Regions from separate parts of the Homo sapiens genome. Here region 1 is linked to region 2. Evidence: read pairs that join two places in POLR2A ChIA-PET (ENCODE). Cell type or tissue: CD4-positive, alpha-beta T cell. All regions are shown on one strand. Each heading gives the region's core, and the rest is flanking DNA. Links, peaks and the distances in the headings are about the cores only.

What was found. Peaks named below come from ENCODE experiments on the same cell type or tissue, not always from the same donor. Only the 100,000 strongest peaks of a DNase experiment are listed, where the experiment ranks them.
Region 1: POLR2A ChIA-PET joins it to region 2 with 7 read pairs; 8 of 35 experiments call an interaction of 5 or more read pairs at or near these places.

Annotation. Positions count from the first base shown.
Region 1 is chr5:131,409,867-131,419,844 of GRCh38, forward strand. It overlaps LOC105379173 (a long non-coding RNA gene), which reads right to left. Exons shown (of 3, transcript XR_007058929.1): 2 at 5,205-7,311. Among named protein-coding and RNA genes, the nearest start is that of CDC42SE2, 150 kb to the left of the region's middle. In CD4-positive, alpha-beta T cell, for the core only: no CTCF peak of the experiment used is centred there; a DNase peak (open chromatin) is centred at 4,305; H3K27ac peaks cover 936 bases.
Region 2 is chr5:131,276,003-131,285,980 of GRCh38, forward strand. All of the region lies in intron 1 of CDC42SE2 (CDC42 small effector 2), which reads left to right. Among named protein-coding and RNA genes, the nearest start is that of CDC42SE2, 17 kb to the left of the region's middle. In CD4-positive, alpha-beta T cell, for the core only: no CTCF peak of the experiment used is centred there; DNase peaks (open chromatin) are centred at 5,329 and 5,759; H3K4me3 peaks cover 3,253 bases; H3K27ac peaks cover 4,347 bases.

The sequences.
Region 1 (9,978 bases), core at 1,945-6,944, 130 kb after region 2:
AGCACAGGCAACCAAAGCAAAAATGGACAAATGGGGCCGGGTGTGGTGGCTCACACCTGTAATCCCAACACTTTGGGAGGCTGAGGTGGGTGGATCACAAGGTCAAGAGATCAAAACCATCCTAGCCAACATGGTGAAACCTTGTCTCTAATAAAAATACAAAAATTAGCTGGGCATGGTGGCGCACACCTGTAGTTCCAGCTACTCTGGAGGCTGAGGCAGGAGAATCACTTGAACCTAGGAGGTGGAGCCTGCAGTGAGCCGAGATCGCGCCACTGCACTCCAGCCTGGCAACCGAGTGAGATTCTGTCTCAATAAAATAAAATAAAATAAAATGGACAAATGGAATCACAACAAGTTAAAAATCTTCTGGGCCGGGCACGGTGGCTCACGCCTGTAATCCCAGCACTTTGGGAGGCCGAGGCGGGTGGATCACGAGGTCAGGAGATTGAGACCATCCTGGCTAACACGGCGAAACCCCGTCTCTACTGAAAAATACAAAAAATTATCCAGGTGTGGTGGCGGGCGCCTGTAGTCCCAGCTACTTGGGAGGCTGATGCAGGAGAATGGCGTGAACCTGGGAGGTGGAGCTTGCAGTGAGCCAAGATCATGCCACTGCACTCCAGCCTGGGCAACAGAGCAAGACTCCATCTCAAAAAAAAAAAAAAATCTTCTGCACTGCAAAGGAAACAATCAGGAAACAATCAACAAAGTGAAGACACAACCCACAAAATGGGAGAAAATATTTGCAAACTACCCATCTGACAAGGGATTAATAACCAGAATATATAGAAGCTCAAACAACTCCATAGGAAAAAATCTAATACAATAAAAAAAATGGGCAAATGGTTTGAATAGAAATTTCTCAAAAGACATACAAATGGCAACAAATCAAAACTACAATGAGAAATCATCTCACCCTCAGTTAAAATGGCTTATATCCAAAAGACAGGCAATAACAAATGCCAAAAATGTGGAGGAAAGGCAACCCTTGTACAATGTTGGTGGGAATGTAAATTAGTGCAACCACTATGGAGAACTATTGGAGGTTCCTCAAAAAACTAAAAATAGAGCTACCATCCAACAGTAGGATCCAACAATCCTACTGCTGGGTATATATACCCAAAACAAAGGAAAGATATCTGCACTCCCATGTTTGTTACAGCACTGCTCATAAAAGCTAAGATTTGGAAGCAACCTAAGTGTCCATCAACAGATGAATGGATAAAGAAAACGTAGCACAGGCCAGGCGCGGTGGCTCATGCCTGTAATCCCAGCACTTCGGGAGGCTGAGGCAGGCAGACAGCTTGAGCTCAGGAGTTTGAGACTAGCCTGGGCAACATGACAAAAACCTTGTCTCTACTAAAAATACAAAAATTAGCTGGGCGTAGTGGCACATGCCTGTGGTCCCAGCTACTCGGGGGACTGAGGTGGGAGGATCACTTGAGCCCAGGAGGTGGAGGTTGCAGTGAGCCAAGACCACGCCACTGCATTCCATCCTGGGTGACAGAGACCCTGCCTCAAAAAAAAAAAAAAAAAAAAAATTGAGTGGCACATATACACAATGGAATACTATTCAGCTATAAAAAAGAATGTGATCCTGCGTGTCATTTGCAACAACATGGTTGGAACTGGAGATCATTACGTTAAGTGAAATAAGTCAGGCACAGAAAGACAAACATCACACGTTCTCACGTGTGTGATCTAAAAATCAAAACAATTGAATTCATGGACATAGAGAGTAGAAGGGTGGTTACCAGAGGTACAAAAACATAGTTAGAATGAGTAAGACTTACTATTTGACAGCACAATAGGGTAACTACAGTCAGTAATATACATTTTTAAATAAAAGTGTGTAATTGGATTGCTTGTAATATAAAAGATAAACGTTTGAGGGAATGGATGCCCCATTCTCCCTCTGATTATTTCATGTTGCATGCCTGTATCAAAACATCTCATGTACCCCATAAATATATATACCTATGTACCCACAAAAGTTAAAAATTAAAAAAATTGGCTGGGTGCAGTGGCTCACACCTGTAATCCCAGCACTTTGGGAGGCCCAGGTGGGCAGATCACCTGAGGTCAGGAGCTCGAGACCAGCCTGGCCAACATGGTGAAACCCCGTCTCTACTAAAAATACAAAAATTAGCTGGGCATGGTGGCACATGCCTGTAATTCCAGCTACTCAGGGAGGCTGAGGCAGAAGAATCAGTTGAATGTGGGAGGCGGAGGTTGCAATGAGCTGAGATCGTGCCACCGCACTCCAGCCTGGGTGACAGAACGAGATTCCATCTCAAAAAAAAAAAATTAAAAATTAAAACAATTGGCTGGGCATGGTGGCTCACGCCTGTAATCCCAGCACTTTGGGAGGCCGAGGTGGGCGGATCACCTGAGGTTGGGAGTTCAAGACTAGCCTGGCCAACATGGAGAAACCCTGTCTCTACTAAAAATACAAAAATCAGCCGAGCATGGTGGTGCATGCCTGTAATCCCAGCTACTCGGGAGGCTCAGGAGAATCACTTGAAACCAGGAGGCGGAGGTTGCAGTGAGCCAAGATCACACCACTGCACTCCAGCCTGGGCAACAAGAGCGAAACTCCGTCTCAAAAAAAAAAAAAAAAAAAAAAAAGAAAAAGAAAAAAAATTAAAACAATTGTAAAAAGGTTCATCCATTTTGCAGCATGTCAGAATTTCTTTCCTTTTCAAGGTTAATAATGTTTCATTCATTGTATGCATCCAGCATTTTATCCATTCATCCACTGATGGGCACTTGGGTTGCTTCCACCTTAGCCATTGCTGATAATATTGCTATGAACAAGGGTGTACAAATATCTCTTTGAGACCCTACTCTCAATTCTTTTGCACATATATACATATATATATATACACATATATGTATATATACACACACACATATATATACACATATATGTATATATACACACACACACATATATATGTACCCAGAAGTGGAACTGCTGGATCATATGGTAATTCCATGTTTAATATTTTGAGGAACTTACATATTATTTTCCAAAGCAGTTGCATTACTTACATTCCCATCAAGAGTGTACATGACTTCTAATATCTCTACATGCTCTCTAACAATTGTTATTTTCAATTTTTTTGACAGTAACCATCCTCATGGGTGTGAGGTGGTATTTTGTTGTGATTTTGACTTGTGGATTAGTGACACTGAACCACTTTTCATGTGCTTGTTGGCCAACTGTTATCTTCTTTGGAGAAATATCTATTCAAATCTTTTACCTTTTTTTTAAAGACAGGGTATCATTCTGTCACCCAGGCTGGAGTGCAGTGGCAAAATCAGGGCTCACTGCAGCCTCATCTCTTGGGCTGAAGCGATCCTCCCACCTCAGCCTCCTGAGTAGCTGGGATTACAGGTATCTGCCACCACGCCTGGCTAATCTTTAAATTTTTTGTGGAGACAGGGTCTCACCATGATGCCCAGGCTGGTCGTGAACTCTTGGGCTCAAGTAATCTTCCTGCCTTAGCCTACCAAAGTGCTGGGATTCTAGTGTGAGCCACAGTGCTCGGCCATTTTTGCTGCCCCCAACCCCTTTTTGGCAGAGTCTCCCTCTGTCACCCAGGCTGAAGTGCAGTGGTGTGATTACGGCTCACTGCAGCCTCAACCTCCCAGGATCAAGTGACGCTCCTGAATGGCCTCCAAAGTAGCTGAGACTGCAGGCACGCGCCTCCATGCCCGGCTAATTTTTAAAATGTTCTGTAGAGATGGGGTCTCTCTATGTTGCCCAGGCTAGTCTCAAACTCCTGAACTCAAGATATCCTCCTGCCTTGGCCTCCCAAAGTATTGGGATTACAGGCATTGCTCGACCTTCTGCCCATTTTAAATTGGGTTTTCTGTTGTTGACAGAGAGATTTTATTTGATAATAATTTAAATAATATTACTTTTAATATTGATAATTTAAAGAAATATTTTTGAAATATGTATTTTAAATGTTATATAAAATGCATTTCAAGTATTCCAGTGTAAAATATACACTGTGCTCTCCCAATCAGAATGGAATGGACTTTATTTGAACCCCTACAGATAACAATATTGTCATTAAAAATTAGGAAACTGAAATTTAGAAAGGATGAGCACCTTATCCAACAGGACACTGAATTTTTCAGTACTACCTTCAGAGATCACTGAACTGTAGCCTGTTTTTGTCTAGGCTTAACTAGGGAAGAAGCCACTTTCGATCTCACGCAAATGGTTAACAGAATCTATTTCCTGTGGCTGGGGAGCTGAGGGCTCTGGCTTCTTGCTGACTATTGGCTGCAGTCCTCCCTTAGCTCCTAGAGGCCTCCTGCAGTTCATGTCCCCATGTGCCTCCTCAACATGTGCACTTCATTAAGCCAAGGAGAGCCTAGAGCTAGTTTGCTAGCAAGATGGAGTCTTATACAGTGTAACATAATCGTGCAGCTACATTACACCACCTTTGCCATTTTCTATTGCTGTGAAGCAACTCACAGGTCTCAATCATAACCAAGGGGATGATACAGTAGAAAATGGCAAAGGGCATGACTACTAGGACACCAGGGTGGCAGACTGTATTTTTCAAAAACAGCCACAGCAATATTCTCTGACATGGTCTTCTAGAACCTTGTTACTTTTTATCAACAATTTCCTCTGCTTCCCTGTCACTGAACCTGGGTGACACACTGTGATACAGCTTGCCTGGCTCTCTCTTTTGCGATACTTGCCCTTGAAACTCAACCTCCATGATCTGAGGCAGGCCAAAACAGCCCATATGGAGAGATCACATGGAGAGGTTCACGTGGTCAGGAATAGAGGCCTCAAACAACAGCCAGCATTAACTCTCAGCTATGAGCTTTCAAATAATTCCTGTCCTGAGCCTGAATCTTTCAGCTAAGGCCTTAATCACTGTGGAGCACAGAAAAGCCAGCTTTTCTAAACCCTGTGCAAATTCCTGAACAATAAACAAGCATAATAAATGGTTGTTTCATGCCACTAAATTTTGGGTTGATTTGTTACACAGCCATAGTAATTGGGACATGTTAATAGAATAAAGGAGCAAGAACCCACAATTATTTCAATACATGCAGAAAAAGCATTTGATAGAGTCTGACATTTATTAATAATTAAAAAGTTCCAGCAAATTATAAATCGAAGGGAACTTTCTTAATCTGACAAAGAGTTAATACATAAAACTTACTGCACACAGTGTATTTATTGTTGACAGTTTTTCTCTATCATCACTTCTATTCATTATATTGGAAGTTCTGGGTAACTGAAAAAATAAAAGGCATAAGAATTAGAAAGGAAGAAATAGAACTGCCTTTAGCTGCAGATTACATGTCTATATAGAAAATCTGAGATTATTATTATTATTAGGATTCAGTGAGTTTGGTAAGACTGTTGGACACTGGAACAACATTAAAAAATCAATTTTATTTCTATTTGACAAAAAATAATCAAAGTCTGGGCACAGTGGCTCGTAAGTGTAATCCCAACACTTTGGAAAGCCAAGGCAGGAGAATCACTTGAGCCTAGGAGTTCAAGACCAGCTTGGGCAAAATTAGTAGACCCCGTCTCTACAAAAACATTAAAAAATTAGCTGGGTCCATGTGGTGTGCACTTGTAGTCCCTTCTACCTTGGAGGAGGTCGAGGCTATAGTCAGCTGTGATTGCACCACTGCACTCCAGCCTGGGCAACAGAGCAAGAAACCATCTCTTAAAAGAGAGAATAATTAACAACTGAAAATTTAGAAGCTACTATTTATAATAGCATCAAACATACTGCTTAAAAATAAATCTTACATAAAAAGTATGAAACTCTTAAACCAAAACAATAAAACAGAGCAATAGAAAATCTAAGTGGAGAAATATACTACATTCATAGATCAGAAGACTAAATTTCAAGATGTTACTCTCCTTCAAAATGATATATAGATTCAAGAAAATCACAATGAAAATTGCAATTGTATGCATATGTGTAAGTGTACTTGTGTGTAAGTTGGTAAGCTGGTTCTAAAATTTTTTGGAAATACAATGATACAAGACATCAAAAAAGGAGAACAGGGTTAGAGAACTTTCTCATTAAGATATTGATATGTGTAATACTAGAGTAATTAAGAGTGTGGTATTGGAAAATGGAGAAATAAACAGGCTAATGAAACAGAATACAGACCCCAGAAATAAACTCAAGTATACTGGACACTCAAGTATATATGGACACTTGATTTACAGCAAAGATGGCAGTGAAGTGCACTAGACAAAATGTCTTTTCAATAAATGGTGCAGGAACAATCTGTAGGTAGAGGAATGAAACCTGACTCCTACCTCATACTACACATAAACATCTATTCCAGATCTGTTTTAGAGCTAAATTTAAAAGGCAAAACATTTAAAATGTAACACAGAATATAATCATGAACTTAGAGTAAGGACTTCTTAAGCAGAACACAAAGGCTGGGTGCAGTGGCTCACGCCTGTAATTCCAACACTTTGGGAGGCTGAGGTGGGTGGATTACTTGAGGTCAGGAGTTTGAGACTAGCCTGGCCAACATGGTGAAACCCTGTCTCTACTAAAAATACAAAAATTAGACGGGAGTGGTGGTGGACATCTATAAATCCAGCTACTCGGGAAGCTGAGGCAGGAGAATCACTTGAACCCAGGAGGCAGAGGCTGCAGTGAGCTGAGATGGCGCCACTGCACTCTAGCCTAGGCTACAGAACAAGGCTCCATTTCAAAAAAAAAAAAGTCAGTAGAAAATGATTTAATAAAAACCCTGCAACACAAAAAGCACTAACTATAAAGGAAAAGAATAATACATTTCTCTAGTTTAAAGTTAAGAACTTCTCAAGAGACACCATTAAGTGTATGACAAAGCAAGTCAGAGAGGGACAAGCTATTTGCCACAGGTATAGCTGACAAAGGAGTCAGATCCAGAATATATAAAGAACACCTCGAAATCGATTTAGAAAAGAATACTTACAAAGGCATTTCATAAAAGAGGAAATGGCCTATAGTAATATGAAAAAGGTGCTCAACCCCACTAATAACTAGGGAAATGCAAACTAAAACCACAATACCATTACATACCAACCAAAATGGCCAAAGTGAAAGAAGAACGCTGAAAATACCAACTGGTCAGAACAGATGAGAACTTGCCAGGGAGTCTTTGTAATACACAGTTGTTCAATATATATTGTTAGACTTCTGATTTTTTTTTTTTAGTGCATATTTTGTACAGGTATGTTTTTCATTCCCATTCAGAGTTGGACCATTTGTATTTTCTGGTAGGTTTCTCTTGTGGTCCCTGAAAAAATCCAATGCTTACTGAGTATTGCAAATCCTATGCCCACATTTACAAACAATATACATATTAGAGTATTGCTAATACCATACTATCATTCACTGTTATCCAAAGATTATCCAACTAGAACCTAAAATTCTATGACATTTCCTGGTTTGGAAATGCTTCAATTTTGTCAAATATTTCACTATTGGCTGCAGAAACATCTGCAATGACGACTAAGAAATTACCTTGCTCTCTCTTTAAAAGGAGACTTCCAAGAGTCATATTGTAGCGTGGCGCCACCTGGTGGTTCCACTGTATCCAACGTATTTTTTTTCTTCTACCATCTCTTCCCCCTTTCAGCCCTTTTCTTGTTTCTCCTCTTCCCAGGTTCATCTGCCACTACATTCCACATTAGACAGCAGCACAGTTAACACTTCGCCATGGCCAATTCCGAACCTATGCAGAGTTTTACAGAATGAGATAAAGCACTTCTCTGTATGTTTATTAGATAATTTTTTCTTTTATGAAGTGCTTCATTAAGGTTTTTGCCCATTTTTCTATTGGGTGTTCCTTTTCTTTGGTATACAGAAGTACTTTACATACCTGGACACCTGTCCTTTGACGGTTATATGAATTAATATATTTCCCAACTCTACAGGCTTTTTGTTTTTGTAAATGGTGTTTTTTGGTGAATGCATTCTAGTATAGTCAAATATATCAATCACTTCATTTAGAGTTACATTTTCTTTTACCTTATTTAAGGAATCCTGGCCAGGCGCCTGTAATCCCAGCACTTTGGGAGGCCGAAGTGGGCAGACCACTTGAGGTCAGGAGTTCAAGAACAGCCTGGCCAACACGGTCAAACCCTGTCGCTACTAAAAAAAATACATACAAAAATCAGTCGGGCGCAGTGGTGCGCACCTGTAATCCCAAGCTGCTTGGGAGGCTGAGGCAGGAGAATCGCTTGAACCTGGAAGGCGGAGGTTGCAGTGAGCCAAGACAGTGCCACTGCACTCCAGCTTGGGTGACAGAGTGAGACTCTGTCTCAAAAAAAAAAAAAAAGAAAAAGAAAAAAGAAATCCTTATTACTTCTGAAATTTTGTTATACAACTTTGTTATTTCTTCTGTAAGTGTTTGGTAGAACTTACCAGTAAAGTCATCCAAGACTGAAGTTTTCTCTGTGGAAAAGCTTTTAAAGAGGATTTAATTTCTTTAATAGAGGACTATGAAGTTTTCCATCTTGTTATAGTTTTGTTAAGCTGTGTTTTCTATGAATTTGTATATTTCATGTACATTTTACTTACTCAAAGTGTCTTAATATCTCTCTAATTTCTTTGTAATTATAGTAATTCTGGCTGAGGTGGGTGGGTCACAAGGTCAGGAGATCAAGACCATCCTGGCTAACACGGTGAAACTCTGTCTCTACTAAAAATACAAAAAGTTAGCCGGGTGTGGTAGCATGCGCCTGTAGTCCCAATTACTCAGGAGGCTGAGGCAGGAGAATTGCTTGAACCTGGGAGGCAGAGGTTGCAGTGAGCCAAGATCACGCAACTGCACTCCAGCCTGGGTGAGAGAGCGAGACTCCTTCTCAAAAAAAAAAAAAAAAAAAAAAAAAAAAAAAAAAAAAAAATATATATATATATATACACACACACACACATATATGTACATAAATATATATTTATATATACGTATATATACATGTATATATACGTATACATATACACATATATATGTATACGTATATATACATGTATATATACGTATATATAAATATATATTTTATATATAAATAAAAAATATATTTTATTTATATATACACATATATAAGTATACATAAATAAAAAATATATATAAATTAAAAAATATATATATATAAATAAAATAATTCTTTGGTTGGGTACAGTGGCTCATGCCTGTAACGCCAGCACTTGGGGAGGCCAAGGTGGGAGGATTGCTTGAGCTCAGGAATTCAAGACCAGCCCAGGGAATATAGTGATATCTCATTTCTCTTTAAAAAAATAAAATAAATAAGTAGCCGGGCACACCTGTAATCTCAGCTACTCAGAAGACCGAGGTGGGAGATCACTTGAGGTTGAGGCTGCAATGAGCTATGACTGTACCACTGCACCCCAGCCTGGGCAACAGAACAAGATCCTGTCCCCACCCCCGCCCACCAAATAATAATTCTTTTCCATCTCCAACACTGGTTAGTTCTGCCATTTTTTCCCTTGATCATTTTCACCAAGGGTTTACCAATTATTTTTTCAAAAAGCAATTCTCGTGCCTCAGCCTCCCGAGTAGCTGGGACTACAGACACTCGCCACCACGCCTGGGTAATCATATCCAAAAGGTTCTGATATTCTTATTTTCATTTCAATTCGGTTCAAAATACTTTCCATTTTCCACTGGATTTGGAGCTACATTTCTTCCAAATTTCATAATTTTTATTTAGTTCTTCTGTAATCAGACTGCCTTCTCTATATGATTTAAGCCCTCTGAAATTTATTAGTAAGTTTCTTTATGGCCTAACATTTATTCAACTTTGATAAATGATCCATGTTCATCTGTAAATAACATATATTTTGCAGTTATTGATACAGTGTTCTATACAGGCCCATTAGATTAAGTTTGTTCACTATGTTGTTCCAATCACTATTTCCTTACTGATTTGGTGGGAAGGGG
Region 2 (9,978 bases), core at 3,273-8,272:
ACATACTAAAACTGCAATTTTACTGATAGTTGGGAAATGAAAGTGCAAAAGAAATTAATGACTTGTGAAGTTCTGGTATTTCATTATGTCAAGACAAGATTTTTTTTTTTTTTCCTGAGCTGTAGATCTCATTTGCTGTTGGTTGATTAAGAAAAAAATCTTGGCCAGGTGCGATAGGCTAAGTCTGTAGTCCCAGCACTTTGGGAGGCTGAGGTGAGTGGATTGCTTGAGCTCAGGAGTTCGAGACCAGTCTGGGCAACGAGGCGAAACCCCATCTACAAAAAAAAAAAAAAAATAGAAAAATTAGCCAGGCCTGTACACCCATAGTCCCTCCTACTCAGGAGGCTGAGGTGGGCGGATTGCTTGAGCCTAGAAGGTTGAGGCTGCAGTGAGCCGAGATCTCACCACTGCAGTCTACCCTGGGTGACAGAATGAGACCCTGTTTCAAAAAAAAAAAAAATCTTTTAGATAAGTTGTTAAAATAGGTGGCTTAGAAGTTGGTGAATTAAAGAGATAATGTTTGTGTGCAAGTATAAATTATTCTCGATAAACCAGTGTAAACATTTTCCCATTTTTGTATAATATGCAATAATTTATGTCTTTATTGACTTGTATTGTGGGACTTTCATATCGCCACAATGTGTGTGTGGGTGTGTATATATATCTTTACAGTTTTTGTAATATGCAGATACAATTTAGACTCTCATATAAACATGACCATTAGAATTTTTTTTTTTTTTTTTGAGATGGAGACTTGCTCTGTCACCCAGGTGGGAATGTAGTGGTGCAATTTTGGTTCACTGCAATCTCTGCCTCCTGGCTTCAAGCAATTCTCCTGCTTCAGCCTCCCTAGTAGCTGGGATTACAGGCATGCACCATCATGCCCAGCTAATTTTTTTATTTTTTTTTGTATTTTTAGTAGAGGTGGGGTTTCACCATGTTGGCCAGGCTGGTCTTGAACTCCTGACCTCAGATGATCCGCCCACCTCGGCCTCCCAAACTGCTGGGATTACAGGCGTGAGCCACCGCACTTGGCGACCATTATAATTTTTAAAAAGCCTGTTTACATACCAAATAAAATCATCATGTTGGATGACACACTAGAAGTGTTTCTTTACAATTTTGAAATAATCTATTTTATAGACTAGGTAGTTTTCATTAGAATTTGACATTGACCTAGTTGAATTCATATGTTAGCATTTCACACATAACCATCTTGGATTAATGAGATCCTTGTTTCTGAGCTGGTGTGTAGTCCTACCACTCAGTTTATTTCAGCTGTATTCATAGTTTGATGCCCGCCATCCTACTTTAACTTCATAATGTTCTGTTTAGATTATTAAGTAATCAAAGTGGTCATATTGAGAAAACTGAATACAATTAATAGGTGTGACCCCAGTCTCATAAGGGGTCATTAAAATAATGCATGACATTATGCCTTCATTTATTCCATTCAGTACATTTATCAAACTACTATGTGAAGTTGTTTCTCAACCCATTCAGAATAAGATATAAACTGTACTCACCCAGAAAATACAAACTCAACAGTCTGTACATAATTTGGCCCTAACAGCCTATTATCTCACCTTTGCTCACTACACTCTGGCCAAGTTAGTCTGTTCAGTTTCTCAAACATGCCATTCTTGGCCTTGGCTTAGAGCTTTTACACTGGTTGTTTCCTTTGTTTGAAATGGTGTTTTCCCAGATGTTTTTTAGCCTGGCCCTTTACCTTTCCAATCTCAGCTTAAATATCACCTCCTGCTTCCTCACCACTCAGTTAAAAATAGGTCCTCCCCATCACTGTTTTAATTTCTTCATGCCATTTGTGAGTCCTTGAAATTATGTGTTTTTTAAAATTAATTTTTATGACAGTAGGGACTTCCTTTGTCTTATTCCTTGCTGTCTACAATGCCCGAAACAATACTGGCACCAAAAGGTGTTCAGTAAAAAAAAGTGTTGAGAGGATAAAGCCAGGTACCAATTTCATCTATTCCCCCCACTTTTTTTTTGAAATGGAGTCTTGCTCTGTCTCCCAGGCTGGAGTTCAGTGGCATGATCAGGACTCACTGCAGCCTTTGGTCCTATCAATTCTTGTGCCTCAGCCACCCAAGTAGCTGGGATTCCAGGTGTGTGCCACCACGCTAGCCAATTTTTTATTTTTAGTAGAGATGGGGTTTCTCCTTGTTGGCTAGGCTAGTTGAGAATGTGATCCACATTTGGGAGATCCCGCCTGGGCCTCCCAAAGTGCTGGGATTACAGATGTGTGCCACTGCGCCTGGCCTATTCTTCCTTGTGAGTGATTTTAGTGTATTAATAATTTAAAATGTCAAAAGCCTATTTCTCCTAACCTAGAAAAGAAACTGGATTATTCCGATAAAAGCCTGTTTTAGAAAAGGATGAGAAAATTTAGGAACTGTTGTGATGATTCTTAGATCAGAGTAGTTAAGTGGAGCCAGTGTTGTGCTGGAACTGGTTAGCTGATTGTGCCTCTCTCTCCAGCTCCATGTGTGACATCATGTTAGTAGCTTGAAACTGGCCATGGTGGGACATTTACAGCATGGCAGACTGCAGAAGCTACAAATCAGGGGCCCTTTTCTCAAAGAGGTGGTCAAATATTTATCAGCAGACCACTGGCAGTGGGACCATATGAAATTGTTGTTTTTATAGACAAAAAAAATGCTTGAATATTGGCAGTTCCTTTCCTTTCCTCTCCCCTCCCCTCCCCCCTCCCCTCCCCTCCCCCTCCCCTCCCCTCTCCTCTCCCCTCTCCTCTCTTCTCCCCTCCCTTCTTTTTTTTTTTTAAAGACAGAGTCTGTTTGTTGCCCAGGCTAGAGTGCAGTGGCTTGGTCTTGGCTCACTGCAACCTCTGCCTCCTAGGTTCAAGTGATTCTCCTGCCTCAGCCTCCCGAGTAGGTGAGACTACAGGTGTGCACCACCACGCCCGACTAATTTTTGTATTTTTAGTAGAAACAGGGTTTCATCATGTTGGCCAGACTGGTCTTGAACTCCCAACCTCAAGTGATGCGCATGCCTCGATCTCCCAAAGCTCTGGGATTACAGGCGTAAGCCACCACACCTGGTGAATATTGGCAATTTCTTATGGTTTAGTCTAGTAGAATTACTTATTTTGGTTTAAAGAAATTTCTTTATGGTGGTCAGTGGAGTTATATCAGTGCTTTTACCTTCTTTTTCAAAGTTATGTTCTCTTTACATCTGATGATTACTTCTAGATTCATTTATTGCATAAAATGTGCTATTTATATGTTTGTATATTGTTTAACTGTGTATCTAATAGTTCATTCCAAAGCAGGCACAAAAGATCTTCAGATCCTCTGACAGAGTGTTCTTGGTTTTACTGCTTATGCTAAATAAGATTATTGAAAGGCGTTACTTTTCTGGTCAAGAAAGCAGAACTGATTCAGTTTGTTATATAGCATTTTCTCAGCCCTCCCCCCCCCCCTTTCAGAATAATTTACATAAATACTCCTGAGTTCAATTTTTTTTAACTTTTTTTTCTGCTTTTACTTATTACCCTTTAAGTGCTTGCTTACTTTCTCTGATAATTTACTTTCTTCTACTCTGTGATTTCTTTTACAAATCAATGAAATGGTGTTGTCTTGTTTTCTCAAGTTTTTTCCTGTTACCTTTCCTGTGGTCACCTGGACATTCCAGTCCGTTTTCCACACTCTCCCTCTACCTTCTCCCCCAGTTCTTTAAAGAGACACAAAGTTACAGGCAGCATTTTCTGACTGGAGAAAAATTATTGTTTAAAAATTGAACTCTGAGACTGGGCACAGTGGTTGGCTCACGCTTGTAATCCCGGCACTTTGGGAGGCTGAGGTGGGCGATTGCTTGAGTACAGGAGTTCGAGATCAGCCCAGGCAACAGGGTGAAACCCTATCTCTATAAAAAATACAAAAATTAGCTGGGCATGAGTGTGTTTATGACCCCAGCTCCTTGGGGGCTGAGGTGGGAGGTTGCTTGAGCCTAGGATGTCAAGGCTTCAGTGAGCTGAGCTCACACCACTGCACTCCAGCCTGGATGACAGAGCAAGACCCTGTCTCAAAGAAAAATTGAACTTAGTTGGCTCGGGAGTTTATTGGCATTTTTTGAGCAACAGTTGCTTTGTTAATTCTGAATAACTGGATTTGAACTGGTGCTACTGAATTAAAATATGGGGTCTACATTTCTTACCCTTTAACTGAAATTATTCTCTTTTATGCACACACACAAACTGTATTTAATGTAGAACATCAGAAAGTATATACAAGCTAAGGAAAAAGTTTTAATCCTACCACCCTAAAATATAATAACTAGTCAGTGGTCATGTTTTGATGAACATCCTTCCAGATACCTCAATATGAATATATGTTTTTTCACAAAATCTTACATAGACTCTGACATTTCACTTTAACGAATATTATCATAAAAGTATTACTTTTTATTACTTCAGTTTGAAAGGGTCATATTGGAAAGTGAAAATTCTGTTTGACGAGGATAAAGCTGTAGGTAAAGTTGTGATTAAAAACAATGGTGTTTATAGAGAGTAGAATGTGGTAAGTCAACTGGAGAAAAGAATTACTTTCAGCAGTAATTTTTTTCTTAAGAGCCCTCTTACCATTGCACAATAGCCTGATTGTTTTATACTAGCTGATGAAAACCATTCAGGATTCTATGTACAGCAGAATTATTTTAATAATAGCCCTAGGGTAAAATATGAGCCTGTAGATAAGTTTATATTTTTTAGTCTGTCCAAGTCCGACTGATCCTTTAATAGTAAAATAATTTTGGAAGAAAACTGTGTTTTATTGAAGGCCTTCATCTATCTGTAGTATGACAATTTTATTAGATATTGCTACCCTTTTTATGTGTGAGAATGAGGAGTGAAATAGTTCTTGGAAAAATTTTAGCATGTAAGAATTCTTATGTTAATGTTTCCTTTGATTTTTGTTTTATGAATGTGAAAAATCCTTGTGGAAGAATTGCTCATATATATTGGTATATTGCATTCTTTGGAAATCACCAGTTCCAAATTTGTCAAGTGGTTGTTTGGGTCGTTAAATAGCAATTGTAAAAGCAAATCAAAGATCCTTTAAGGATTTTTCCTTGATCACAGTGATATCCATTACCTGGGGTAGAGTAGACCGCTGATGTCTTGCCTTCATTTTTATTGTTCTTAACCTCGTCCTTTCTGTGTTGTATCACTGCTTGCTCACAAGCTCCTCCAGTCTTTTTCTCTTCAGTAGCTTTTTCTCTTACCCCCTTGTGCTACTTCCTGAATGGTGTATATGTTGCTGAAAACATTTCTCATGTGGTAAAGAAGAGTAAAGAGCAATGTAGTTGATGTGGCCTTTTCTACTGAGAAATGATGCATTTGTGGTCTACAGAAGAGACTTGACAGCCCCTAAAGAAGTGTTTTTTATCTACATTACATGTTTGTGAGTGGATATGCAAGTGCCTCTGTTGGAAGGTAAAGTGAATCTTGAAACAAATTCTAGAAAAGTGTTTAGAATTATTCCATACATTTTGCTGTTGAAAAAATAGTATTTAAAGAAAGTTTCATCTCACAGTGAATTTTTAGCCTCCTCTTTTAAGATTTATTTTGTGAACAGTGACCTTGTTTTTGTAAACTCTACTCTGAAGAAGTTTAGAAATTAGTCACACAGTAAGTGGCAGAACAAGTATTCAAAGTCTTGCCTGATTTTCCATAGTCATTTAGCTTGGAAAGCATTGTAAAGTGGCAGAAAGAATATGGACTTTGAAATTTAGACACACCTCGATTTGATCTCTAACTTTGCTGCATATTTGCTGCGTGGCAAGTTCTTACCGTTGGTGATTTTCATTTTCCTTTTCAGTTAAGTGAGAGTAATACATTTGTTAGGATTAAATGAAGTAATGCACATAAAGCATTTGGCTTGTAGAATAAGATGTTAATAAATGTTTAATTTCCTTTCAACAATACCATATCGTTTTAAAATGTCTTGGGAGCCACTTGGACATTTCACTTGAAAGTTAAGTGCCATCAGGAAACTAGAAACATGTATAACCCAGGTAGTGATCTTTCAGGGAAATTTTAATTTCCCTGTCTAAGGAGGAGAGTAGTTTTTCGGACTGTTTTAAAAATATGTGACTTAAAGGAAAGTTTTAAGGTTAAAAGCTGAAATAGAACTGAGTTAGGATGAGTTAATTATTGCTGACCAAAATTGTAAGAAAGTCCATTTCTACATTTCCTGAGAAATCGAAACATTTGTGTTATATACATAGAGAAGTCACTTTTAAAGGCTAAGAACTGACCATTTGAAAAGTTTATGATTAAGATATGGGGAGAAAGTGTTCATTTTTAAAGTAATAAACAATAGCAAGTTTCTCTTATCAGATTTAAGGTTTAAGGAATGGTGCTTGTTCAGACCTGAGTACAGTGATGACACAGGTACTAAATATGTTGTTGGAGGTAGTATAAATCTGGAACCTGTTTCAAAAGCGCTTTGGCATATTTGTGTGTATTTCCACTTCTGAGAGATTATTCTAAGGAAGTAACCTTTTTTTTTCTTCTTTGGGGGGAGAGGAGGTTATTTTCCTTCCTTAATGACACCCTAATTGAGATAATTCACATAAAAAATCACCTTTTTAAAATTATTATTATTGAGATGGAATCTTGCTCTGTCACCTAGGCTGGAGTGCAGTGGCGCGATCTCGGCTCACTGCAAGCTCCGCCTCCCGGGTTCATGCCATTCTCCTGCCTCAGCCTCCCGAGTAGCTGGGACTACAGGTGCCCGCCACCATGCCTGGCTAATGTTTTTGTATTTTTAGTAGAGACGGGGTTTCACCATATTAGCCAGGATGGTCTTGATCTCCTGACCTCGTGATGCGCCTGCCTTGGCCTCCCAAAGTCCTGGGATTACAAGTGTGAGCCACTGCACCTGGCCCTTTTTTTTTTTTTTTAAGATGGAGGTTCACTCTTGTTGCCCAGGCTGGAGTGCAGTGGTGCAGTCTCGGCTCACCGCAGCCTCCACCTCCCGGGTTCAAGCGATTCTCCTGCCTCAGCCTCCCGAGTAGATGGGATTACAGGCATGTGCCACCATGCCTGGCTAATTTTGTATTTTTAGTAGAGATGGGGTTTCTCCATGTTGTTCAGGCTGGTCTCGAACTCCTGACCTCAGGTGATCTGCCCGCCTTGGCCTCCCAAAGTGCTGGGATTACAGGCATGAGCCACTGCGCCTGGCCAAAATCACCTTTTTTACATAAGTCAGTGTTGTACAACCGTTGCTACTAATTTTATATTTTCATCACCCCAAAACAAAATGAGTAGTCATTTCTGTTCTTCCCTCCCCACATCCTCTGATAGCCGTTTACATATTTTCTCTTTCTAGATTTGCCTCTTTGGACATTTAATGTAAGTGGAATCATGCGATATGTGACCTTTTGTGTCTGGCTTTTTTCATTTAGCATAATGTTTCAAGATTTATTCATATAGCATGTATCAGTACATCATTCTCTTTTTTTTTTTTGAGATGGAGTTTCGCTCTTGTTATCCAGGCTGGAGTGCAGTGGTGTGATCTCGGCCCACTGCAACCTCTGCCTCCTGGGTTCAAGTGATTCTCCTGCCTCAGCCTCCCAAGTAACTGGGATTGCAGGCCTGTGCCACCATGCCTGGCTAATTTTGTATTTTTAATGGAGACGAGGTTTCTCCATGTTGTTCAGGCTGGTCTTGAACTCCCGACCTCAGGTGATCCGCCCATCTCGGCCTGCCAAAGTGCTGGGATTACAGGTGTGAGCCACTGCGCCAGGCCCATCATTCTCTTTTATGGCTGAATATTATTCTGTTGAATGCTTATACAGTATTTTATTTGTCCATTTATCAGTGAATGGACGTTGGGTTGTTTGCACATTTCAGTTATGAATAATGCTGCTATAAATATGAACATTCATGTACAAGTTTTTGCATGGATTTGTTTTAATTTATCTTGGGTATATATACCTAGGAGTAGAGTTGCTGGGTTGTATGGTAACTCTGTGTTTAATATTTTGCAGAACTGCTAGTCTGTTTTCTAAAGTGGCTGCATAGTTTTACGTTTCCATCAGCCGTGTAGGAAATATGTGGCCTTTTGTAATTGGCTTCTTTCACTTAGCATAATATGTTCAAGGTTTATCCATGTTGTGGTATGTATCAGTACTTCATTCCTTTTAATGGCTGAATAATGTCCCATTGCATGGATATAACACATTTATCCTTCAGAAAGCTTTTTATCCAAAAGTATTCAGTGAAGCATTAGTTATAATTTTAAAAAATTGAAAATTACCTTAATTTTTAACAAAAAAGAGTCGTTAAATTAGGTACATCTGCATATATCTTTTATTAGTAATTCATTGTAAAGGATTTCAAAGGAAAACAATTGTTAGAGTGCTAAAGTAGGATACAAAATTGTACGTGTACAACTGTTCAGTGTACCTGGTTTTGGGGGATGGTTATTAATTTCTTTATTTTTAATTTTCTTAGTCTCCTCTGTTGCCCAGGATGGAGTGCAGTAGTGTGATCATACTTGGTGTAACCTCGAACTCCAGGGCTCAAGTAAGCCTCGCACCTCAGCCTCCTGAGTAGTTAGGACTACAGGCACATGTCATCATGCCCAGCTAATTTAAAAATTTTTTTTGGTAGAGATAGGGTCTTGCTCTGTTGCCCAGGTTGGTTGTGAACTCCTGGGCTCAAGCAATCCTGTGCCTTAGCCTCCTAAAGCACTGTGATTACAGATGTAAGCTACTGGGCCCAGCCCCCAATTTAAAAATGTTTCTATATTTTCCACACTTTTTACAATGATCATATATTCCTTTTATAATCAAAGTAAAAGAATAGTTTTTTTAAATGATAATAGAGGTTGCCTATGGTGGTGTGCGCTTTAGTCCCAGCTACATGGGAGGCTGAGGTGAGAGGATTGCTTGAGCCAAAGGACTTGAGTCTAGCCTGGACAACATAATGAGACCCTATCTCTAAAAAAACAAAACCCAGACCAGGCACAGTGGCTCATTCCTGTAATCCCAGCACTTTGGGAGGACAAGGTGGGAGGATTGCTTGAGCCCTGGAGTTTGAGACCAGCTTGGACAACATAAAAAAACCCTGTCTCTGAAAAAAAAAAAAAATTGCCTGGTGAGGTGGTATACACCTTTGTCCCAGCAACTCAGGAGGCTGAGACAGGAAGATCTCTGGAGCCTGGAAGGTTGAGGCTGTAGTGAGCTCGGGTTGTGCTCCAGCCTGGGTGACAGAGTGAGACCCTGTTGCTCCCCCCGCCCCAAAATAAAACCCAAAACCGTAAAACCAACAGTAGCTGTATCTTTGTATGTTACTGATATAAATTTATTCAGCCAAGAAAAGCAGGATCATCAGTGTAAGGAGTGTTAATATTCTATATTGATTCATGATTAGCATATATTATAAATAAAATAATTTCTGACTATGGCTAAGAGAACTTTTAATTTTTCACATGGACCTAAGCATTTCAATTTATAATAGCAGTGTAGAATAATTCTTGTGTATTTGACTTCTGAAATGAGGGAGAGGAAAAATACAGGCAATGCATATTTTAAGCATAATGAACAGTATTGTTTCTTTCAGAGCTCCTTGCAAGAAACAAACTCTATTCTAGGATTTTTAGGCAGAAAGATATCTTATGGTAGGCAATTTGGTACTTACAAAATCATTGCATGGTCTGGAAGAGCTGGAATCAGAGGGTTATCACTAGATTAATATATTCAAGAACATAAGCCCATAGCTGTGACTGAGAGGTCAGGAAACAAACTGGTAAGTAGTCATAGGAACACTGAATCTGGTACCACAGCTTCTTCCAGTTGCCTTTATATCTGGTGAGTAGAGTTAGGCTATCACAATTGTTTCTAAACCTTCTTTGTGTCATTGCTCACCACTTAAATCAGCAACAGAAAGATAGCTTCCATTATCACTTCTGCTTTACAAATCTCATAAGAGGC